Linked DNA regions of Mus musculus: region 1 is linked to region 2. The links are chromatin loops, found by intact Hi-C in ENCODE. Cell type or tissue: gastrocnemius. All regions are shown on one strand. Each heading gives the region's core, and the rest is flanking DNA. Links, peaks and the distances in the headings are about the cores only.

Region 1 (12,851 bases), core at 1,837-9,836, 220 kb after region 2:
TGGTCAGTGCTTTCTTACAGTGTGTGTGAACACACTGACAATAAATACAACAGGAAATCTGTGTTATCTGCCTCTTAATTTTGCTGTGAAGTTAAAATTGCCCTGGAACTAGTCTTGCAAAAGGGGTTGGTTTAAAACTTCTTTCTGTCTTCACAGGCTCCTACCTGGCCTGCTATGAGAGACCCAAATCCACATCACGAGAACATCTAGGATAAGTGACTGAGGAATGATAGGAAAAATGTGTAAAGGCAATCTGAGAATGGCAACCCTAAGCCAACACAGAGAAGTTTCCCTAAAGCAGTTACTGAATATTTCTTTATCTCAGTCTATAACTCCTCAGACTGTAACAGTCTCAGGCTTGCTTGCAGGGCACCAATTAATGTGTACAGATATAGACGCTACTAATTGCTTCTAGACATCAGGCTAGAGTATTGAGATGTATAAATTGGACTCAAAATTGATTATTATAATTTGTTTCCAAGTTCTTTTCTAGAGAAAAAAAAACATTATTTCCTGGGAAGTAATTATTGTATATTTCTAACTGCAGGTGGAGTCAGTGCTCTGTTGTTGAAGGCTGATGTTGTGTTTAGAGTTCTGAAGTGAAATACAGGCACTACAAAGGATGGTTTGCAATGCCTGGTTTTCAATAGTTGGTATACATGTAATATACATATAAATATACATATACACATAATATGCATATACCTATAAATATGCATGTAGTATGCTTATAATGTGCATATAATATACATATAATATATAAATATAATATACATATAACATACCTATAATATACATGTACTATACATACACATACATATACATACTATAATACTGAGCTTTTTCAGCTGCAAAAATGGATGCAGAATACTCTGCCTTACTTCTGTGTCTATTACTGAGGCTCTTACCCCAACAATAAGTAAAGTCAATGCTGACTTAACTGACAAGATGCTAAGGTCACTGGGACAGGACAGGGGAAAGGGCAATGGGACCACAATGGGACCACACATTGTAACAGTCTACTCACAGATAAACTCATATCGATTTCCCTTTGATTTCTTGCACTTGCTGAGCTGTCCATTATATCAGGTTTTACACACATGGTACAGAAGGGACACACGTTGGTAGTGAGTGCCTCCAGGAGGGTGGTATTTAAATCATAATTAGCAAGGAGCACATAATCTATAAAATGGGATAACAGAGTGTATAAAAAGCCAGGTAGCCCCTCGTGGTTGCACGTGTGTGTTTCTGTTCTCATGGCTGAAACTGAATCCCTGGCATAAGCAACTTTGGGAAGCAAAGGTTTATTTGGGCTCGCGGTTTGGTGGTACAGTCCATCACCGTGGAGAAGGCATGGCGGGAGAGGTGTGAACTTTTTCCACAGTCAGGAGGCAAAGAAAGATGAACGTTGGTACTCGCTCACCATCTCCTCTTTATTCAGTCTGGAACTTCTGTCTATGTCCCCCCAGCCCCATTTATGGTGGCTCTTACCTCTTCAGTAAAATTTAGTAACTTTACTAAAAATATTATCAAAGACAGCTGAGAAGTTTTCCATAGTGATTCAAAATCCAGTCAAGTTTTCATTGATCATTACCGATCGTAACACCCAAATCTATGCAGAGAGAGCTATGAAAAGGTGGGTATTTGGCCATCTCAGGGTCAGTGCCAGTGGGCTGTGTCACTTTTGAGTGGAAAAATAAGAAGAGAAAGACGAGAATAATTTTGGATGAGGCACCCTCCTAGAATAGACATCTGTAGGCTGCCTCCAACACTCTCTCTCTCTCTCTCTCTCTCTCTCTCTCTCTCTCTCTCTCTCTCTCTCTCTCTCTCTCGTGTGTGTGACTTGTACAGGCAATGGGTAATAAGGAGAAAAAAATTTATCAGAGAGAGGAGATGAAGGCTTTAGTTATGAGTACATATCCTGTTTTTGTTTTTGTTTTAATTTTAGTGGACTACTTACATTTTGAACCAAATAACTCTATTAGGGAAGGTTGTAGACCTGGGGGTGTTGATGACATCTCCAGCCTCCACCCATTAGACAACAGGAGTGCCCTGCTAATAGGAAATCCAAAAGTGACCTGGGTGCCCAGGATCACTAGTGTTTGCCATTTTGTGGCTGGCTTATTTCACAACATGACATCCTGCAGGCTCATCCATCCTGTAAACTGTGTGTAAGTTCCCTTTATAGCTCTCAGTGGTGGCTTAGTGCATGGAGATTTCCTCATCCATTGATGAATATTTGGGAAGCTTTTAATTTTTTTGCTACTGTGAGTAATTCTGCTGCACAAATGAGTAGACACATACTTTTGCAAGAACTCACTTTTGACTCTTCGTAGTGATTCTGAAGTAAAATTGCTAAATCATATGCTAGTTCAATTTTAAGTTTTTCTAGAAACTAATATGTTCTTTTTCATAGTACTTCTACTGTTTTACATTCTGCTTGAAGAACTTTTTGTGCATCCTGGGTACATATATCTCTTTATGATGTATGTGATTTGCATCATTAAACTCACAACAGTTTCTTTTGAAGATTAAAAATTTAAGAATGTTCAACTCATCTTCTTTTTAAAAAGAATATACATTTATATATATTACCCACACTTCATAGCTGCAACCATTTTATTCTCCTTTATCTTATATGTTTTATAATTTTAATTCTTGCATTTAGTTCTTGATTCATTTTAGGTTAATTGTATGTCTAGTTTGTATTGTATATATGTTATCCTCTATATCTAAAGCACACATACGTGTGTGTGTGTGTGTGTGTGTTCATAACACTGTCTCATATATCCCAGGATGGTCTCATACTCATTATACCCGAGGATGACCTTGAACTCTGGGTCCTCCTCCTTCTACTTGGGGCTACAGTGGTTGACAAGACCATTAACTTTTAAAGAGAAGTGACTCTCTTTCTCCTATGGCTTGGACCGTTTGAGTCCAGAAATGCCTGGCCCCACTGCCCTGAGACTGCAGCAAGGCTAAGTACCTCCTGGTGAGAACACACAGTGACATAAATATTCCACTTTATGGCTGTGAGTCAAGGGACTCAAGAAGAGGCAGAGACTGAGGTCCTACCATTTCTTTGAAGAGCCTGGGCTGAAGGATCATCCAAACAGCCTCACCTGTTGGCAAGTCCCCCAGCACCAATCTAAGGACTAGGTTTTACAGAGGGACCTGGTCATGTAAAAGACAAAACCATAAAGAGTGAGATACAGGTTAAACTATAGTGGTTTTTCATGTAGATGACTAGTTAGTCCTAAAACAATATTGAGTTTTTTCACACCATAAAATAGTATCTTATAATATTTTGCCAGGCAGTGGTGATGCATGCCTTTAATCCCAGCCCTTGGGAGGCAGAGGCAGGTGATCTCTGTAATTTTGTGGCCAGCCTGGTCTACAAAATGAGTTCCAAACCTTGTCTCAAATGAAACCAAACCCAACAAAACAAAATAATACAAAAAGAAAACAGTATATTATCCCATTTTGAAGGTACTCTTACATTTCCTTTTTCAGTAATAACTTTATTCATACATTTTTGTTACTTGTTTTTAAATATGCTCTTTTCAGCCTACTACAACTGAATCTAAAATTTTCTATTTTTCACATGTGCTGCTAACATACAATTTATTTTATATTTTAACCTGTCCTCCTGTAACTCTTACAATCAATACCACTTCTAGTAGATGCCTAAGATTTTCTTCTCCGGCAGCCATGTCATCTGCTGGTGGCAAAACAAAGGATGTCCGGTTCTCTCTCTATGGTCTGTATCTGTTGTTGTTGTTTGTCTTATCATGATGGCCCATGTCTGCACTTCTAGGTTCATTTTAATTTCTTTCCTTATGTGTGTGCGATCATGCATGTTGGGGGCATTGTACACGTGAGTGTAATGGCTGCAGAGGCCAGAAATAGGATTTTGGGTCTCTAGGAGCTCCGGATGCAGGTCGTTCTACCCAGTGTGGATGCAGGGATGCAAACTCTGGTCCCCTGCAAGAGCAGTCCATGCTGTTAACACGCCCCCCCTCTTACCTGAGACTACCCATGGTGGCGAAGCTATGTTGCCTTGTTTCTGATCTCAAGGCACTACAACACAATCGTCACCCACCACTGGGGGGATGCTAGCTGCCTGTTTCTGTGGATGGCCTCTTTCAGTTCAGAATTTTGGTTCTTGTTTACTAACTGGCAGAGAGATTTTATAATGAGCTTTGTTGAATAGCGAACACGCATCTGCTGAAATGGCTGAGTTTCTTTTTCATCTTGTCAATGCAGTGAATTACTTTGATTTTCAAATGTCAGGGTGGCCTTGAATCCCCATGATTAAAATAAGATGTCCCGGTGAGTTGCATTATTAGATCAATTTGCTCCTACTTTTAAGGCATTTTATACCTATGAAAGTAATTTAAGTATTCCATCCTTTCTCTTATCAAAAGTGTACTTTTATCTCTTATCAAAATTTGTACTTTTACCTCACTATTCTCTATAACCACCGGTGAAACTCAGTATGTTCTCATTAAAACATTTGAGCCTTGTGTGGTGCTGGTATTACCAGTCTTCATACTACCACCCACTTCCCAGCCTGAAAATCAGAGGTTATCGTGTTTCCACGTAACCACCATTCATTGGGTGGCAGTGTGTATCTACAAGGGTGTTCATTGTGTGTTCTTCCCTCCCCTTACTGCCCTTGATGCCAAACTTAGAACATGGCTAACTCTTGCTTAGCCACATCTTACAAAACAGTTTACAGGCCTTATTAAAAAAAAAAACAAAAACAAACAAACAAAAAAAACCAAACCAAAACAAAAAACCAAACCAAAACAAAAAACCAAACCAAAACAAAACAAAAAAACCCACCCTCATTTAAACGCCAGTAATGTATACCAACCAGCATGTCCCTTCTGACTGACTCTACTCAGATGAAACATTAATGATGTTTTACAACATAAAATTGGTTCTATTTTTCTTTTTTAACCCTACCTTCTAACCCTTCCTTTTCTTGTAGTTCTTGAGTGTATTGTGATTGCTCTGGATTTCCTGGGCACAGGATGGACCAGCACACCTCGGAAACTTTGCTTTTTTTAAATTTCTGTATTTTGAAAGATTAATGTTCGATCCATTTCCCTTCACCTCTCATAGACTTAATAGGCATTCTCGTTATTTCAGTAAAACGGGACACCACACTCATAGTAAGAAATGTAATTGCTTGTTATGCCAACACGATTTCCATGTAATATAAACCTAGCTGGTATGTTTTGACCCCGCCCCTACCTCCTCCCCTCCCCTTCCCTCCCCTTCCCCCCTTCCATGCCTAGCACACATTTTTCTTAAGCCTGACAACCATCTATATCCTCTAGAATACCCAGAAAGTAGTAAATTATCCCCGCTAAGCAGACTGTGGGCCTCAACAAAGCCCAGAAAATGTGTTTAGCTTAATCAACTGTTATTGGAAATGGGAACAGTTTTCAAATTGCTTCGGAGGAAAACAAACCAACAAACCAGTAAACAAGCACTTGGCACAGAAACTCAGCTTCATTGAACTAAACATTTAAATGGAGGGTGTTGGAAGAGAGTGGAGTGACGCGGCCTGGAAAACCGACACATCAGCAACAATCAGCTCGTTGTTTGATAAGGTTCATAAAAGAGAGAGTCCCTTTAAAGTCGGATTGTTATCACAGTTGAAGACCAGTTTATTAAGATGTTAATGCCTGAGGCAGAAGCAAACTGTTTTCTTTAGTCTGCCAGAAGGATGCTCTTCCCAAGAACTGTCGTAGCCCGCAGCACACGGAAATTAGCGCGTCATAATAAACATATTTGAGATCTGGACCAGGCGCAGACCCTAAGATCTGAACATGACTAACATATCGACAGGATTCACACACTCACTTAAGGTCAATATTAGCAGTGATCTACGGTACTGAGTCTTTGAATATGGAAATCTATTAGAAGAGGTTTCGAGTGGAGGTGTAGACCTTGTGTGGTTGCTGAACACCGCCCCCTCCCCGCCAAGCCCCCCCCCCCAGCACCCCTTTGAGCCCTCTGAGGCACGCTGTTACTGCTTTGGTCTGAGTCTTTCCCATGCGAAATGTTCCCTGTTTGCAGAATGGACAGCTAGACACTGGATCATCCACAGGCAAGCAAGGACCTGGTAGAGAGACACACACCGCTCGGAACACACAAGTCGCTCCTTTTCATGTCTTAGCATTGCTACCTGCTTTATTATGCGAACTCCAATTTACCTGAAGGTTCCCCTAAACACATCATTAAACAAGTTTTATATCTTTTAGAGATCCTTAGTCAGCTTAAAGGGCTCCCCCCTCCACACACACACAGTTTGCTAAAAGTGAAAGATCAGTGGTCCAAGGTCATATGGTAAAATACTATCTCAAAACAAACAAAAAAAAAAAATCGAAGATACTTCTAAATTGCTGGTTTCATAGCTTATTTAAAGCTTCAGTTATTTCTTGCTTTAAAATTTTCCCATACTTTTCAGATGAATTTTGCCATTTGTGGAGTAAGCAAACATAAGCTTTAGAGGCCAGTTTTCACCTTTAACCAAAACCCTGTGTTATACAGTGGGAACCTAAAGTTGAATAGACTATTAAAAAGTGTACGTGTGTGTGTGTGTGTGTGTGTGTGTACACGTGTGTGTGCTTGCAGGGGTTAAGAGCATCCAGGTTTAATTCCCAGCATCCTCTTGGCTGTTCACCACTGTCTGTAACTGCAGTCCCAGGAGATCTGATGCCCTCTTCTGGCTGCCATGGGAACTGCATGCAGGTGATATATTTATATGTAGGCAGGCAAAACACTGTACAGATTAAAAAAAAAAATTAAAGTGTCCATGCAAAGTTCACTTTAACCTTCAGCTCTATTGTCCTTAACAGCGTGTGTTCTTTCTCCATCCTGTCTATGAACATTCAGATTCTATTCATGCCTTAAGGGCCTCTCACCCCACTCACCCTCAGTGAATTCATTATCTTCAGGCTTGCAAACACCTTCCTACTTCTTGGCTTTAAGGATGCCCCAAGGGATGGAAACACGACTTGGGGTTTAACAACTTTTGTTGCTGTTATAGAGAGACCTTGTGAGCTTTTTTGAAGGTTCTGGCAGGAGATCATAGCTACGAGGCTACCTTTGACCTGAGACCGGTCATTCCCCATCCCAGGAATGTGCATGCTTTGGAAAGGGTCCAGGTGGAGTGGTAAGGGAGGAAGATGGGCACTTGCCTAGCCAGCCAGATCAGCCAAATCAACCCTGGTGATCAACAGGATGACAGATGTCACAGCCAGATCGTCATAATATCGTACAGTTTCCTTCCCAGCAACCAAGTTGAGAAAGCTCACAATTGCTCTTGATATCTCTGGCTGCTGTGAGCACTTGCAGACAAATGGACATGCACACACAAGTGCACATGCATGCACACATGTACATAGAGGCACATAATCAAAACTAATTTTGGTAGGATCATTTAAATCTCCAGTAAAATTTATTAACTAAGAGGCAATTTGTGTTATAGTTTTAAAGACTATAGAGGATGAATTATCTAGCATGGTATAGAAAATACAGCATTCAATCAATACGTTTACTAAAAATTCGCTGAGTTTAAACGGAAATTAATTTATGACATCCATTTTCTTCCAATAAAGTTTTTTTTTCTCCTTTATCTAAAATATTCCTGTCTTAACCTCTTTTTTTATCAAGATGGCCTAGTGGAGGGAGTTGGGGAATCTATTAAAACCTTACAGTAGAAATGTTGAGCAGTGAGTTAGCATCAAGGCACAACACCTGTCATCAAAGCACTCAGAAGGGTGAACCTGGAGAACTGCAGCAAGTTTTAGACCAGCCTAGGCTCTGTATAGGGAGACCCTGTCTCAAATTCCCACCCCCAAACAGAAGGGAGTAAAATGAAGGACAATGTAGATCACATTCAATGTAGCCACATTCCACGCTGGCAGCCACAGCTTTTGGGCAGTCAGCAGTGAACCTGGTGGAAGCTCCTGACCATCAAAGCCTGCTTTAGGTAACTGCTTCTTGCATATCTTGTCAACTGACTTTGGCGGATGCCAGAGGATATGTTTCTGTGCTATCCGCACGAAAGAGGAAGATGCATTCGAAAAGTTGGTTTTGACAATGTGTCTGAAGTCAAAAGCTATGAATGTTGTATGTGAGATCTTTGGAGACTGAGAGCAAAGTCCAGGCTCCAATTGAAAATAGTGTGCTGAAACCTACTATTTTGTATGCCTGGAAATTGTTCAGAGATGAATTTCAAAACCAAGGCAAAAATGTGGGACCAGAAATAAGAAGACGAGGTTCCAACGTTCCTTACATCATCATATATATATATATATATATATATATATATATATATATATATATATATGAACTGTGTGGCGATCTGGTGAAATGTGTTGGAAAGGGTGGGAGGCAGAACACGACCTTTTCAGCAAAGTACTGAGAGAGACCACTGCTGCAAGCCCGCAGGCTGGAGGAGCAGCGGAGCCGACCATGTGTTACTGGACATCTGAGGTAGTTCTGTGACTGAGGCGCTAAAATCATCTCTAATAGATTCCCCAAGATAACCGTATCAAGATGCACGGGATACACTCACATACCACATGCTCACACGAAAATGTCCTTAAGGGACACAAGGCCATGCACAACGAATATACACGATGAAATTCTTAACCAGTGAGGAGAATATGTGAAAATCAGTTAAACTTTGTGGGTCGGACACAAATAGAAGGAATAAACTGGGGTGGTGGTATTTGGGAAGAAGGGTTTCAAGGGGCGAGGGAGGGGAAGGTAGAACTTGAAAATGACTAAAATCCAGTGTCTAGATGTATGAAATTGTCAACAACAAAGCTATAGACTGAAAAAGGAAAAAATAAGGAAAATAAATATAAGTACATTTTTATCACACATAAAAGTCCTCAGGTGTTTGCACAATGGATTCTCTATGGGTCTGAGACTGGGACACTGTAAGCTGTGAATATTTTCTACTTCTACCATTGGCTTACATAAAAATTATTAGGGCTGGGACAAAAGTAAAAGGCATTTTTTAAAAACAAGGTGCTAACATTATTAATTGAGGCATTGCATAATATGAAACACAAAGAAAGGTGTGTATTCTCTTAAAAGAAGTATTTCATCCTGAACTTCTCAAAAGCCGCAGTCACATGCTGCCTAGAGATCACTCCTGGGCAGGGAAGGTGGTGGTTTTTTTGTTTGTTTGTTTGTTTTGTCTTTTTATTAGGTATTTATTTCATTTACATTTCCAATGCTATCCCAAAAGTCTCCCACCCGCTCCCCCCACCCCCCGTTTCCCCCCTCCACTCCCACTTCTTGGCCCTGGTGTTCCCCTGTACTGAGGCAGATAAAGTTTGCACGACCAATGGGCCTCTCTTTCTACTGATGGCCGACTAGGCCATCTTCTGATACACATGCAGCTAGAGACACAAGCTCTGGAGGTAGAGAACATGGTGTTTTTATATGCAGTAACCCACAAACCGCCCTGACCCCTATTCCTTACAGCCAAATAAATTGCAAGGGGCCCAGCCATTGCTGTTCTGGCAGCAGGAGCCCTGAGATAAGGATTCCCACAGTAAGCAGCATGTTACCCTTTTACCACTATCTGTTGATTGAACTTCAAAGGCACTTTCAACCTGTCACGGGGAAGCGCGCACAAGGCTTTCTATGTGGGCGCGCATGACAGGGAAGGACAGGGGATTCTCGAATTCTGTGCTTTGTGGCTACTTTTCATCCTTAGAGCACCCTGTGTCCCAAGCACAGGCTCAAGCTGTGCTGGAGGCTTCTGAGAATAGAGGAGACTCCAGGTGCGGGCTGTAACTAGTACTCAGGGGAAATTATTGGATTCTAGTATAGGAGGCAGTGGAAGGTCAAATCCAGGACTAAGTAGGTTGAGAGCCTTGTGCCGATTAACAAACAACTTAAACCCAATGGGTCACAGGTAGCAGGAAGTTTAGATGATCAGCAAAGGGAACTTTAACGCCCCCAGGGGGCACTCAGAACCTGAACCTGTGATCAGCCATGAATTTCCTCAGTTGGACAAGGGTGGGGATGGGGAGAAAGTTGCGGAGAATTGAACAAGATGATAGCTCTCTTAGATGCCCAGTTGCTAAATGCTTTCACTCCAAGCATTAATCAGATTCCAAACATATGTACGATAGCTTGAGCACGGGTAGTGTCATTTAGTAAGCTGGGTCATTTAATATCAACATATTGCTGTGTACGCTGATGTAGGCTTTTCTGCAGGAAGTTCTTAATCCCCAGACGGCATGGCATTCCAGCTAGAGGAGGCACCTGGGATGAACAAAAGACATTCTCTGAAGAGTGCATTTCCCTAACGGTGGTTCTTGGCTTTTGAGGTATCTTTGAAGAGCCCCATGAAGAGGAAGAAGCAGGTGTGACTTGTAGGAAGAGGCTACTGGGACAGAGGGAGCAGCCTGGCATCCTCTCACTAACAAGGCCCTGGTGGCCCCTGGGGTGGTTACCCCACCTGCCACTGAGCAGAGACATGGTTATTTGACCCTTACCTGGGGGCGGTTTGGAGTTGATATGAGATCATGTTTATTACCAGGCTTCTCTTATGGGTTTTGTAACAGATGCTTTGTCGGCATTGTTTGTATGCCTCTCCATGCCACCTGACTGACAGTTGTCAACAGAGTATCTCTGCTACTTTCCTACTATGAATAATGTCTTGAGTTTTCAGATGGGAAGAATGACCACTGGTCTAAATGAACACCTCTAGCAAAGAGCCCCTGACTCCCTGTGGGTGTGTCCTAAGCTTGGGATGAGGGCTTTCCCCCACATTATTACTCTATCTGGTCTCTACTAACACATCTTTGGCTTAAAGTGGACCGGCTTTAGCTGTGGTCTATACCATGGATTGTTACACGAGAATCCAAATGGTTAGCCACTTCATCCTGGGGTCGTAACTATCTAGAGGCCCAGAGCAGAAGCTTTGGCAGCTCTGCTTTGAGATCCAGTGGAAAAGCAAACCTGATCAGTTAGTGATGGTTTCCACAGAAGAAAGCAGGAAATGCAACAGTGCATAACCTTGACCTAGGCCGCCTCTATTGCTTTGCACCCAGGTTACCTCAAATCACACACTACAGCTGAGCTCCCAGAGAGTAAAGGAGATGCCATTGGAGTCTGCACAATCTATCCCAGTCTCTCTGTTCTTCCCATTGTAGCATCCAGCCCAGCCCTTTCATTTTTGGTCTCTATTTAGAAAACGGGGTAGTAACATCTAAGCATGCTTTGTTCATTAGTCCCAAGCATGATTGGGAAGGAAATACGGGACCAGCTCACATCTACTCATCTCCCTTCCATTCATATTCCCAAGTATTATCTGGGGAGTATTATAAGGACCAGGATGATCCAGATACAAAGCTTGGATATTAGTATTATTAAATAGGCATTTGTAAGGGGTTGCCTTTTGGAAGATTGGACAGAGCTGTGGCTTTCTGGAGGCATTTGCTAATGGCCTATTTTCCAAGGACACATGACAACAAACAGGAAAGTGTCATGGCCTGGTGGGAACAAAGCTCACTTAGCAGATCTTAATGTAAGTTACAGAAATGTCATGTAGCTGTCTATGAAGCCTCAGGAAAGTCATTACTTTCCCTAGTCCTCAACAGGAAAAAAAATTGGAGTAGAAAAATCTATGCTTTGGATCTGGGAAGCTGTCTCAGTGGGTATGATGCCTGCTGTATAAGTGGGAACACTTGAACACTCCTGTGTGTGTGTGTGTGTGTGTGTGTGTGAGAGAGAGAGAGAGAGAGAGAGAGAGAGAGAGAGAGAGAAGGAAACAGAGGGAGAGACAGAGGGAAGGGGTAAGTTTGGATCCCCAACACTCTCATAAAAGCCAGGCATGGAACTACATTTCTGCAGTCCCCATGCTGGAGTGGAGAGGCTGTTGGATCCTGGATGCTTGCTACAAAGCCAGAGTACCTAAAATAGGCAATTTCTAGGTTCAGTGAGAGACTCTTACTCAAAACAGAGAGAGTAAAAATAAGACACCCAGTGTTAACCTCTAGCCTCCATGCTACAGGCATGTGTGAGCAGACCTGCATATAAGTGCGCAGATGAATGTAACACACACACACACACACACACACACACACACACACACACCATGTGTCATTTAAGGATTCACATTTTTGTGTATGTCAAGTTTATGGTGGAATGACTGATAAAGGTAACTATACATACATACTAAGCTTTGCCATAAAAATATACAGATTAATCTAGGGTAAATTCCAATGAGAAGAATTGAGAGAATTTTATTTTAAAAATCTTCCAGCTGCCCTTAGAAGTTGTTACAGTGTTTTCAAAGTCACTGGATCTGACTGGAGCTTTACCCAATAATGTTAAAAATAAAAATTTCTAAGGATATAAAATAAAATACAAAGAAGTCCAGAAGTTATTCTTTTCCAGACTTGTTAAATTAAAATGTCCAGGATGGAGTCTTAGTTTTTTGCATAAGATAGTAAGTCCTCTAAGTTTTGTTAGAGATCCTAACCACCTTCTTTACTTCGTGAGTGTCAACCCAGTTGAGGAATAAACAAAAGGCTGTCTCCTTGTTTACTCTTAGAACGGAGGTTGGGAGAGATGATTGGCACCTGTTGGGTAAGCCTGTCTCTAATGCTGAGCCCTAGGCTTACCCAAGTTTTCCATCAGTACTGGCAATACTAAACCAGGAAGGTCTCACCAGAGGGCTCCAGGTTTCTGGAATTGAGAAGGATAATACGTGAGCTCCTTAAGAGCCTTCCACATTACCAGGATGTGGTGGAATAGCCTTGGGCAGTGTGTCCCTTTGTTCCTTTTAAAGTCTTAAG
Region 2 (12,851 bases), core at 2,041-10,040:
CCGCCTGGGGACCTGCCACACTATTATTAGCAAGGCATACAAAATAGATTTGGTAAACACTGGAGACGCCCTGCCAAGGAGCAGCTCAGAGACATATGGTCTTTTTTAAGTGCCACGATCACTGCAAACAAGCGAGATGTCCTAATGAAGAGGGAGCTCTTGTCAGACATCTTGTTCTAAAATTCAGCATTGAGCTTCTGAAACAGACAGGCAGAACTTCAGAGGTTGGGCAAGACACCAGTGCTTCTTCCAAGGGAGACGAAGGTTGAACTAGAGGGCTGCCATCTCTCCTTCTGACACCAGAGGGAGCGCAACTACGCGGAATCAGCTAGGAGCTGGCTTCTGGGGCCCGATCAGGCTCTCAGGTCTCCCACCAAGATGCACCTTCTATAGCTTTTTGAGATAGTGGAAATGTAGAGAAGGAACCCCACCTTTCTTGTTCCGTAGGGTTAGGACATGCGCATTATTGCTTCATTGTCACAGACTTCTGTAAGTAGAGTGCACATTTAGCTGAATGACGAAATGGGGAGTGGGTGGGTGATAGATCTCCATCCTTCCAATTTGCCTTGCCTCATGTGGGCACTTGGGCTTCTCACTACACAGCTCCCTGTTTGTGTTTAGTCATTAAATCTTTTAATGATTTTACTGGATAGAGTTTGGACTAGTCCGGGATTCTGGGGAAAAAAAAAAAATCTTCCCACCCCAAACACCTTTTCTGTGTTGCCTTAACAGAACGTTAACGTTTTCCAGGTAAGGAACATGACCTTGTGCTACACAGTTCCTGCTTTAAGCCCTGTCCCCAGCAGATACTCAGCTGAGAGTCCATGTTTGACAGGAGTGGCTGATGAATGGCTTTCTTGTCTTGGCAGGGCACCCACGAAGAATGGGACACAGTTTTGATGCTCAAAGTGTCTAACCATATTTCCTCAACATATTGTCTTATATGTGTAAATATACATATATATATATATTCCTGAATACACAAATACAACATGCTCAATCTGTATGCTGTTACTTGCATGTAGGATTTCTGGGCTGACCATTGGTATTGGATAACCAGTTGGTGTGCTCTTCCTTGGGGAGCCTATTTCTCAGCTCCCAGCATCCCTCGGTTGTCTGTGGCTCTTTTTCTTGAATTGCAAGCTACTGAGGCGGAGACCTTCTGGGATTTCCTCCTTCCACATATGCATGTCCACTGGTGTCATCCGTGTTCCGCTCAAGTTTAGGCTCCTGTATGTATGTTTGAACATAGTGGAAATCAGAATAGTGGTGGTTCAACAAAATACTCTAAAATAAGCATTATTCTGTTCTTTCTCATTGTAAGCACCTCCCCCATATATACATATAGACACCCCTCTTGGGAAAAGGGGGTGGTTCCTAAGGGAATAACTTTACCAAAGGATTAGACAATGTTGTTTTTTTTTTTAAGAAAATAGCACTCCATATTTATTTAGTTTTTTTATTTGACAGTTTCATGATGCTTCTGACAAACTTTACTTATTTCACCCTTTATTCCCCACTCTCCTCCTCCTTCCCTAACTGAACCCTTCCAACAAGTTCCCCTCCTCCTTTGAATCTCGTGTGTGTGTGTGTGTGTGTGTGTGTGTGTGTGTGTGTGTGTGTGTGCTACTGGGCTTAATTAGGGATGTTTGTACTAGCATAGTCCATCTCTATCTATCTATCTATCTATCTATCTATCTATCTATCTATCCACACACCCACCGATCTATCTATCTATCTATCCATCTATCTATCATCTATCTATCTATCTATCTATCTATCTATCTATCTATCATCTATCTATCTATCATCTATCTATCCATTCATATATCTATCTATCTATCTATCTATCTATCTATCTATCTATAGACATTTTCACTCACTAAACCTGGAGCTCACTGGTTAAGTGTCTTAGAACACTGGTCTGAGTGTCAAGCATTTAATCACTGAGCTCCCCGCAAAGCCCCTAAAACCATCCTTGCTTTAAGGAAAGGAAAAATCTGACATCAAGGTGTTGGGAACAGGATTCAGGTCTCCTAGCCTAAGTCCATTCTGTTCCATGCTGCAGTGGGAGCAAGAGCAATTGCTGATCTTAAAAATAGCTCTTTCTCCTAAATTCTAAAGCCAAACTAAGTAAGTACCCTGATTCTGGAAAGCATTTCTAAATCAGAAAAGGAACAGGATACACAGAAAGGAAGACTTTGACACAGACGAGAACTCTAATAGGAGACAGAGCTCCCTTGAATACATGGTTTTTATTTCACTTTTGACTGAGTGACAGGGAGAATTGTGGATGGGCAGGACATAAGAATAGGATTAAAGGTGCTGGATCTAATACGATACTTCTTCTTTAATGTGAAGAAGGTGTGTTTCAGTTAGTTTTTTTTTTGTCAGCTAAACACCAGCTAGAGTTAACTGGGAAGAAGAAACTCAGTTGAGAAAATGCTCCCCTCAGATTGTCTGTAGCAAGACCATGGTGCGTTTTCTTGATTAATGAATGATGAGAGAGAGGGCCAAGCTGACTGGGAGCAGTATCAACCACTGGACCAGATGGTCCTGGGAGCCATAAAAAAAGCAGGCTGAGCAAGCCAGTAAGTATCATTCCTTCACGGTCCAGCTTTAATCTCTGCCTCCAGATTCCAGCATTGAGTTCCCGGTCTAACTTCTCTTCCTGGTGACTATACAGTGGAGGATAAAATGAACCCTATTCTTCCCAAGTTGTTCATGGCCATTCCTGTTTCACAGCGACAGAAATCAAACTAGAATAGTGTGAAAACTTCAAAGCCCACCACAACCATCTTTTTCTTAGTAACAGATTTGTGTCTCTGTTTGGTGAGACGACACATTTAATTCCTCCAGTGCTGGTTCCAATGAGCTCTTTATGAGTCTAAAGGGATTATCAACACTGCATTTGAAAGATGGAGTCACAGTAATTTCTAGCAAGATGTTGAAAGCTTTGGGCTCATTGGTGTATGTGAAAATGATCATGTATTAATTTAATATGGGTAGCAGAAGCAATCTGGGATTAGAGGGGACAAAGGGACAAGGGAGAGAGGAGATGGGGAATTGTATGCTGCATCTTGAACTCATTCATGGGATCATGATGGCCTGAGCTACTACCACCCATGTCATTTTGTCTCTATGCCAAAGTGACCTCAAAAAGGGTAAGTTCCAGTTAGGATCTATTGAGCAAGAGTGGGGCACTCGACACGACTGAACAAGGTTGGAACTTTTGGGATCAGTGCATTGATCAGCCTCTACCTAGGCAACAAGATACCTAGGCAAAGGATCTCATCGGGAGACAGGGTATTGATGGTGTGATATTGGTGGTAGCAGTGAAGGTTCTTCTGTGTTTGATACTGAGAACAGAGACACTTACCCACGAAGGGCTTCCAGGAAAGGAAGCTGTGGTGGGGCAGGTACTAGTTTACTGTATTATCAACCAGAGACTGAATGTGACGTCATGGCGGGACTACTCCCATCTACTCAGGGTTTGAAACCATCTTCCAGCCAGAGATGGCTGGAGCAAGGGTCACTGTTGGTCTCATCAGTTGGTTACTGATGTCCAGTGTGGAGGATGGATGCCAAGGCCTTTGGCATGCTGGATCATGACCAACATTGACCTGCCTCTGAGATTCTTCAGCCCATAATTTTGTTATTTGAAAATGTTCTAGGTTATCAAGGCTTGAAATGAATGATTCTTCTATAGCAAATGAAGCTACCAGGCCAATATTCTTCCAATGTCTTCTTATATGGTATATCATGCCTTTTGCATCTTCTAATATGCTGTCTGCTCCCTTAAGTCTTTGAAGATCCGTATGTTCTATTACCAGAGGCTGAGACAGACTTCTTCTTGTGCTATACAAGTCTGGGCTATTTCACCAGCCACCTGCTCCTCTGGACAGTTCTTATGGGTGACTCCACTTTGGCGGATTGGCTGATTAGTTACAGTGATGTGGTCACCAGCCACAGCTCTTTTGGGGCTTGATAATGCCCTAGCATTCATTCATCTTTGGCTATGTCAGTTTGTCATACACCAAACTCCCTCAGCTGAGGGACAGGAGGATTCGAGGTGTCCTGTGACCAGTGTGTTCTGGTCTTTGGCTCCTGGGCACTCTTTAGCAAGGGCCAGCTGGTACTTCCTTTCCTTAGTTAGGGGGGCGCAGCACAGCCTGCAGGCAGACAGCAATTAAAATGGCCATTCCTTCAGTTCACCACAATCAAACTGTTTCTTTGTGGCTTGTTCTTGGTACCACTGCCTTTCCAGAGACTCCTTGGCTGTATTTACCCAGGATTAAAGTGATGCCTTAGGCATTTTGGGAGAAGCTGGACAGCCTTTGAGAATTCTCTGACTCCACCCTCCACAGAGCTTCACTTCCATCAAAAGTGCCTCTTTCTTTCTGGAGGGGAAAGTCCCGGAACTGGGTGGGATGCCCCAGGGAGCCAGAAAACCAGGGTTCAGGACAACTTTCTTATAATGTCCTAATTTTGAGTCACAGGGGGAGAAATGGGACTTAAAACAATGCCCTTTCTTTCTTTCTTTCTTTCTTTCTTTCTTTCTTTCTTTCTTTCTTTCTTTCTTTCTTTCTTTCTTTCTTTCTTCCTTCCTTCCTTCCTTCCTTCCTTCCTTCCTCTCTCTCTCTCTCTCTCTCTCTTTCTTTCTTTCTTTCTTATGTTCTTTCTAATGTTCTTTCTTTCTGTTCTAATGTTGAAACATTAGACCATTGAGACCTTAATGTCTCCATCGGCAGCAAGAAACTGGAGGTTATAGATGGATGGCAGACCAGGATTTGGAAAGTAGTTGAGTGACTTATAAGTGCGGGTTGTGGCGGCACTCACCTTTAATCCCAGCACTCGGGAGGCAGAGGTAGGCAGATTTCTGAGTTCGAGGCCAGCCTGGTCTACAAAGTGAGTTCCAGGACAGCCAGGGCTATACAGAGAAACCCTGTCTCAAAAAAAAAAAACAAAAAAAAACAAAAAAAAACAAAAGCCAAAAACCCAAAAACAAAAACAAACAAACAAAAAAACCCACCCCCCCCCCCAAAAAAAAACCAAACCAACAAACCAAAAACCAAAACCAAACAAACAAAAAAGTTCCAGCCTTTAAACACACTGGAATGTTATAATGGAGCAAGTTTAAGTGAGACGAGAGAGACATGTGTGTGGGAGACAGACCTGAGCAGCCAGGAGGACCAGTGTGCTCAGGTCTTGACTTCCTCCTGGTTTCCCTTAGGGAGACTGGAGCTGTGCCTCTCTCCTGGTTCCTGGAACTAGAGACTGGAGGGAGACATCTTGTCCCAAGCTAGGTTGGCTTTCCTAACCACACCAGCAAGCCAGTGGAAGAGCATTTTTGCTATCTCCTGCTTATACTTTTTTCAAGGTCCCAGAGTGAGGAAGGGTAGGAAAATGGGAACAGAAGCCAAGAGGGTTCCGGGCACCTCAGAGAGTTTCTTCCCACAGTTGGCTGTCTTCCGGCTATCAAGAAACCAAGTGGGTCATCTCGTGTGGATCTTTGAGTTGACAGTTTCCAGTGCCAGAAAGACCCCAGAATTAAGACTGTTGGAGAAATGTAACATAGTGCCCACTGGAGAGGAGGACTCACTGACACTGTGTGAACATTAACGCTGATAAATAGGGAATTGATGCTCTGCTTGCTGACATAATCCATAGTCCCACCTCCCGTGACAGGGTTGCCGAGGGTAACTGGCTACCCTTCACTTTCCACCTGGTCTTGAGCTATCCCAGCTCTGGGTGAGCCAGAAAACCAAACGACCTTGGATCCGGAGCAGAGGGGAAGTCACTTCCTTGGTGTAACCTGACTTGAGCGATACCAGAGACGGACAGGGGAGAGTTTGGAGAGAGGACAAGTACTGAGGAGAACCGGGTGCCACTGAGATGTTTCTGGCGCCGGAGCAGCTGGCATCCTGCTCTATTGAGATTGGCTGGCCCAGGAGGATCCTAATTACCGCACAACTGCTGCCTCCATAATCACAGTGACAGCAGTCGTGTGGGCCGGAAGGAGATGCGAGATGGATCTGGTGACGGCTGCAGAGGATGCCGGAATCATTGTTCTTTGCCCTGGCTTCAAACAAGGGGGCTGTTGCCAGCTGCCTGCTAAGTTTGAAACAGCTGTCCCCAAGAAGGGGCCAACCCTTCCAGCTTCAGCTTTAGAGAAGATATCAGCTCCAGACATCAGGTCTGTCCCCATGTCCTCTGGTCGAGGCAGAGGTCCCCATGCCCTTTGGCCATGACTGGCCTGGAAGGCACTTAGAACTATTTACTCTAGGGGGTCTCAGGGGAGAAATCAAAAGTGTAGAAGGAGAAACTCACATTTAAAAGCTACAAGATGATACCTCTGAGGAAGTGTCTTCACAGTAAAAAGAAGGAACATGAAATTTATTAGTTAGATGACCTCTTTGACTAAAAAAAATACAAAAAACCCACAAAGGTATTTTATCATAGCATATATATATATATATGTACACACACACACACACACACACATGAAAATCTCACGTGTGTATAATGTGAGATTTTCTTTTTCTTCTGAACAAGGTCTCAGGTTTATGCGAGCACAAGAAGCTTTGCAGACAGCTCTCAGTAGACTCTGAGAGCCAATCAGAAGCTTAATATGCAAATGAGGGTTGCTAGAACGGGAAGGAAGTGGGTAGAGGTTGGGCAAGTGCTGGGAAAGTGGAGACATCCCACTTTCATCTATCTGTTTTATGATTGGTTCTCAGGAGGATGCCAGGACTGATCAGTGACAGGGACTCCTAATGAGGCAGCCATCCTATCCTCCCTGCGTCCTTTGTTGGCTTTCTGACTTCTGGACACTAAGGATTCTGGGAGAAGAACATAATAGATTTACCAGCTGATTGTGTTCCTCCCGGGAGTCTGGTGACTAATTATGACATAGGCAAAGATAATTTGCCACGCTGATGCTCAGAGTGGGCACGTGGAGGGCAAAACTTGTGGCCTCGGAACTTCCTGGCTTTTGTTCCTCTTTGCTTACTCCAGAACCAGTCTTAATCCATGCCTGGCTCCAGAGCATCACCCAGTGTCATACATGAAATTGTATGTAAAGCCACAGATTCTCTTTCAGTCCTTCGGGATCCCGAGATCAGCTCTAGATTACGGATCCTTTCAGGCTGCTTCACAAGACAGTAGAGCAATACTATTTGGTGTTATGTGGTGAAGCTGTTGGGGCTGAGGTGTCCATGATCCAGTTTTTGTTATAAAGAGTAGCTGTATACTTCTGTGGAACACATTTTCATTCCACACCCTCTTGTGTTTATTCCTTCTGACAGTCACGTGCACTGAGCAGCAGCGAGAGAGCCAGCGTCTCCTATGTTGTTGGGGGGAAGCGTCCGATTTCTTCATTAACTCCTAACTTAGCTTTTGGATGTCGTTTGGAACAAAATCGGGCTTGCATTTCTTCTCTACCGTTCCGGGAGTGTGTTAGTCTCTGGCCCTTAATAGCCTTGTTCCTCAGTAGCCATAAGGGAACCTGGGGTTTGCACAGGGCTCTCAGACTGGGGTTTTAGGGGTGGTAGAATGATAATTTTAAGACACGTTTGCATCACAGCGTTTCAGGTAAGTCCTAACTTTGAAACCTACAGACTTGTTAGCAGGCGCTCATGCTGGTGTGGACTGAGTGGACACTGCCTCACAGAAACAGTAATTAGATCCATGTGTTTGGGAGACAAGATTGATTAGTGGAGTAAAAGACGCCATTTACATGTCCATAGCTTGCAGACCGCCTCAACCTGGGAGAACTCTGTGTTCACACACAGAATCATCTGCGACGTTTGCAGTAGGTAGAACGGAAACTGTATGACCCAGAATGTCATCTGCCAGCACGCACCATCGGAAAGCTCCCTATGTGTCTTCGGTCTTCACCGGTGGCCTGTATGGGTTCAGGACCCAATAGGGGTGAAAGTCATTCTGGTCACAGCTTTATGGATGGGTTGATTTTTTTTTTCGGTCTGGCTCAGTATCCTGTCATTTCAAAACCATTTCCCATTCAGAGTACGTGAATCACAGCCATGTGCCACATGGTAATGTTCCAGATGGTGACAACATATATGGTGGTCTCGAAAGTTTAGAACGAGTCCAAAAAAATTCCTATCACTTAGTGACGTAACCATCCTAACTCGTTCTACATGTGTTTGTGGTGGTGCTGTTGGACTCAGCTGCTATGTGGGTCAGTCACGCAGAAGTAAAAGTTGCACAGATATGGACAATACACAATACAGCGGAATGGTAATAAACAACAGTTACCGGTTTATATACCCATTGCACCATACTACACGTGTTAATCTTTGTGCTCTCCTTTGCCTATAAAAAGTTGATTATAAAGCAGTGTGTTCACTATTACAATGGAAGTCTCAATGTTTTGTGCTTGCTCCAATTCTTTTAGTGTGTGTGTGTGTGTGTGTGTGTGTGTGTGTGCATGTATACAGATGGGTATTCTGATGACTGACGTCAGGGTCTCACAATTGCAAGGCAAACGAGTTACCAAAAGAGCTCCAGCCCTTGCCATATCCTTCGATTGTGTTAAGCGGCTGTAGTGAGTGCTTAGCCTACAGTGTCTAAGATCATGACGTTTGCAAGCAGAGGAAATTACCCAATGCCGATCTTTCCTGTATGCATTTCTACCACCAAACAAAGCATGGCTGTATCTGGAGAAAAAAAAAGATGTGATTACTTCCTGGGTTGCCTTATGTTTGCTGTTGGTACAAGCTTTCAATACATAACACCTATTTTGTCAGAGGTGATCAGCTGACCAAATGCAAGGGGAACTTGGTATTTGTAAGGTTTTAGGCACTTAAGAGTAGTGGGTTATCAGCACTCGGGAGGCAGAGGCAGGTGGATTTCTGAGTTCGAGGCCAGCCTGGTCTACAGAGTGAGTTCCAGGACATCCAGGGCTACACAGAGAAACCCTGTCTTGAAAAACCAAAAAAAAAAAAAAAAAAAAAAGTAGTGGGTTATGTGAGCTAGCATACACAGAGATTACTATGTAGGCATTACTAATCCTGCTTGTGAGAGAATGCTCACTATATGATATGGAGTCTCAAGATGAGAACACATCATACTGTGATGATCTCATACCTGCAGAAATACGCAGAGGAATAACGAACTACAGAGAATATGCTGAACTGTGAACCCTTGAGCATGTATTGAAAATGAGACACTCGGTGAGATTTTTTTTTGGACAATCCATAATGAATATGCACAATTTTTGTAATCAGAGAATTTTTTCTTTGTTTACAAATATAGTTAGGAAGTGGTTCCTGATATGCCACTGGAGGTAAGGAGATCAGTTATACACAATGACAAAGGCAATGCATTTCAAAGTCAGGCTCTGGGTCAGGAATGCACCAATGTTGGGAAATAGGAGGGACCCATAAGAGAGGCACAGGAATTTTGGTGGAGAATCAGAGCCAAAGATGCCAAGGTAAAACAGGAGCCATTGACAAATCCCCAGCTGTATGAAACAGTGTGGTACGCTACCCATTGGAGCTAGAATGAGGTCTGTCTCTTGCCTATCTTCTCTCTGTGTGTCTGTCTCTGTCTGTCTCTTGTCTATCTTCTTTCTGTATATTGTCTCTATTTGTATGTCTATCTGTCTTCTCTGTCTCTCTCCCTCCCGCTACCTCTCGTCTTTCCTCTGTCTCTCTGCTTCCGTGTCTCTGTGTCTCTGTCTGTCTCTCTGTCTCTGTATGTCTATGAGCATGTGGAGGCCAGGTTGATTGTTGATGTTGATGTATTCTATTGCTCTCCACCTTACTTTTCAAGACAGCATCTCCCACTGAAGTCACTGATTCAGCTGCTGCAGCCGGCCAGTGAGCCCCTAAGGTCTGCTTGAGTCTGCCTTCCACCCCAACCTTAGTTTTGCTATGGGTTCCGGGGGTCTGAACCTCAGGCCTCCTGTTGCTTACAGCAAGTGCTGTGCCCTCTGTGGCATCTCTCCAGATCCTAGAATGAGGTTTTGAGCCAATTTGATCAGAGTTTCTAGGGTGGAGTTACCCCTGTTGTCACGCACATTTTTGTAAAGTCAATACATTCGGGTTAATTTGTTATTGGAATTTTAACTACCCAAATGCCCAGCCCAGGAGAAGCCCAGTCCAGAGTTTGAGCTCTTGTCAAGCACAATTTCTGTCAGGGCTTTAAGTGATACAGTGTGTAGTTATTCTTGAAAATGTCAGTTATCTGTTCTCTTGCCAATATATATAAAAAGAGAGACATGAGAAAGAAAATAACCACAAAGACATTTAATCAGTTACATGGATTGAGTTTATTTTCCCCCACTGGGCAATGTTTTTCAAAAAGTCCTTGGAGAATTTAAGCTGAATTAATATTTGTCAATTCAGAGCCACATAACAGCAGTTTCAGCCCGTTAACAAAAGCCAGTCTCATGGCACAGGAACGAGAAATCAATTTGTCACCAAAATTTCATTTGTTTATTACCCAAACAAATGGGAGAGCAGGGTTGGAGAGTGTGTCAGTGTGGTTAGTAGTGATTTTTTGGCTCGGATTTTCCCTTAGTAATTGAAGCTTTGGATCAGAGATGTTTCTAATGTAAAAGCCAAATCCACGGCCGTGGCAACGAGACCCATCTGAGCTTGCTGCCGTCGATCACTGCATCGAAACTCAGGGCTAGAGAAGGACTTCATGTTTAACAATAATTCAGTTTCTAATTCATGGCTGCACAGGTTCTTCTCTCCCCCTTTCTAGATTTTTTCCCCCTTTCTACTTTTCTTTTTATTAGATGATATCATATCTATTGAAACTGACAAGGAGAAATGAGCACACATGGATTGTCTCTGCTTGGAAGGCAACATTTCTGGATGCGTATTTTGGGTGGAAGTATTACTAGACAAACTAAATATGGCATGCTAAAAAAAAATAAATCAGTAAATTTGGTTGAAGTCTGTACTTTATTTTTTACCTGCTGTGGGATGTTGGGAAAGTCATGTGTGACTCTCCAAATTCTTGCCTGTCGACCTTCTGCGCGGGGACAGCAGTGTGCATTTCTGCTCGAGGTCCATCGTGCGGCTCAGCAATCACCTCTTTCTTCCCTACGGAGCATTCACCCCTGGGCTCTCATTGCATATTTCACTGCGTGGACTATCTCATAGATATGCTTGTTCTAAAATGTCTGCGTATACAAATGAGAAATACACACCCGAATACAGAGCTCCTTCAGTATTACAGCCATACCAAGGCAACAGCTAGCATGCAGAGCCTTACTAAGGCAACACCCAGCTTACAATGTCTCATCAGTGCACATCTGTCGGAAAGACAGAGTCTAGTCCAGGATAAAAGCCCTAGGAGGAGAATGTGCTGTAACCTGGGGGTGCATCTTGGTTATTGGGGCCTTAGTTCCAGTCTCCACATGGACATTCATGGTTGTGCAACCTTGGGTGAGCTACTTAGCCGCTTAGGGCTTCTAGTTTATGCTCATCATAGGCGATAGAGCTTATATTGAAGTTATGAGGATTTAAAAATATTATTCCTGTAAAGTAACTGACCCAGAATCTGTGTTTATTGTCAATTGTCACCCATCAACAGAGTTTCTTCCTCTTCCTTTCTCTTCCTCCTCCTCCTCCTCCTCCTCCTCCTCCTCCTCCTCCTCCTCCTCCTTCTCTTTCTCCTTCTCTGTGCTCAAACTCATTGCGTCATGGCTGTGTTTGCATGTTTACATTTTCAGGAGGGAGAAAAACACACAAAATGAAGATGCCTTAATAGTAGGACTCTTGATGTCTCCCAACCCCCCAAGACAGAGTTTCTTGGTGTATTGCAGTCTGTCCCAGAATATGCTCTGTAGACCAGGCTGAGCTCACAGAGATCCACCTGTGAGTTCTTGAGTGTTGATACTAACGGCGTGAGCCACCAATGCCCGGCTGACTCTTGCTGTCTTAGTGTATGGCACTAAGTGTCAGTCGTGATGAGGAGAGCCAGGGTGAAGTAGCTGAGAAGATATTTTTGACCATTATAGGTTGGTGAGACCCGGCATGGGATCACAGCTCTGGCAGCAGTGAAAGTGTTGTATCTGTAGCCGCAGGCTAATAGGGGGAAAGCTTCAGCCTGGAGTCCGGAACATCTTAGCCAGATGCCCGTCTCTAGACAGCTCTTTCTGTGTGAGATCTTCGGAAACTTTAGACAAAGGAGATTATGGGTGTAGAACAAGAAACGCAGGGGGCTAACATTTATTGGCATTCTCTATTTATTCAACTCATCAAGAAAGTCATCAGTTTAATTAAGTCTTTTAAACAATGGGATATTGTTTGGAATGGGCATTGTCTTAGTCAGGGTTTCCATTCCTGCACAAACATCATGACCAAGAAGCAAGTTGGAGAGAAAAGGATTTATTCAGCTTACACATTGCTGTTCATCACCAAGGAAGTCAGGACTGGAACTCAAGCAGGTCAGGAAGCAGGAGCTGATGCAGAGGCCACGGAGGGATGTTTCTTACTGGCTTGCTTCCCCTGGCTTGCTCAGCCTGCTTTCTTATAGAACCCAGGACTACCAGCCCAGGGATGGCACCACCCACAAGGAGCCCTCCCACCCTTGATCACTAATTGAGAAAATGCCTTACAGTTGTATCTCATGGAGGCATTTCCTCAACTGAAGCTCCTTTCTCTGCGATAACTCCAGCTGTGTCAAGCTGACACACAAAACCAGCCAGCACAGGCACTGTGTTTATTGAAGAGAGACCGGAGACTGAGGGGGGCTTAGTAACTTACTAAGGGTCCTCAGCAGGTTTGGTTCAGAGGGAAGTAAACTTGTCTGAGTCTGAGGAGTGGGCAGGAGTCTGACCTGCAGGAGAACAGCTCAGCACTGAGGTG

What was found. A loop is a pair of places that touch in the nucleus more often than their neighbours do. Peaks named below come from ENCODE experiments on the same cell type or tissue, not always from the same donor. Only the 100,000 strongest peaks of a DNase experiment are listed, where the experiment ranks them.
Region 1: a loop joins it to region 2, with 2.7 times the contacts of the local background. A loop is called at or near these places in 5 of 42 quality-filtered maps.

Annotation. Positions count from the first base shown.
Region 1 is chr13:47,569,969-47,582,819 of GRCm38, forward strand. No RefSeq gene overlaps it. Among named protein-coding and RNA genes, the nearest start is that of Gm52028, 13 kb to the left of the region's middle. In gastrocnemius, for the core only: a CTCF peak has its summit at 6,762 (motif pointing left); a DNase peak (open chromatin) is centred at 6,737.
Region 2 is chr13:47,348,666-47,361,516 of GRCm38, forward strand. No RefSeq gene overlaps it. Among named protein-coding and RNA genes, the nearest start is that of Gm35733, 84 kb to the right of the region's middle. In gastrocnemius, for the core only: no CTCF peak of the experiment used is centred there; a DNase peak (open chromatin) is centred at 5,982.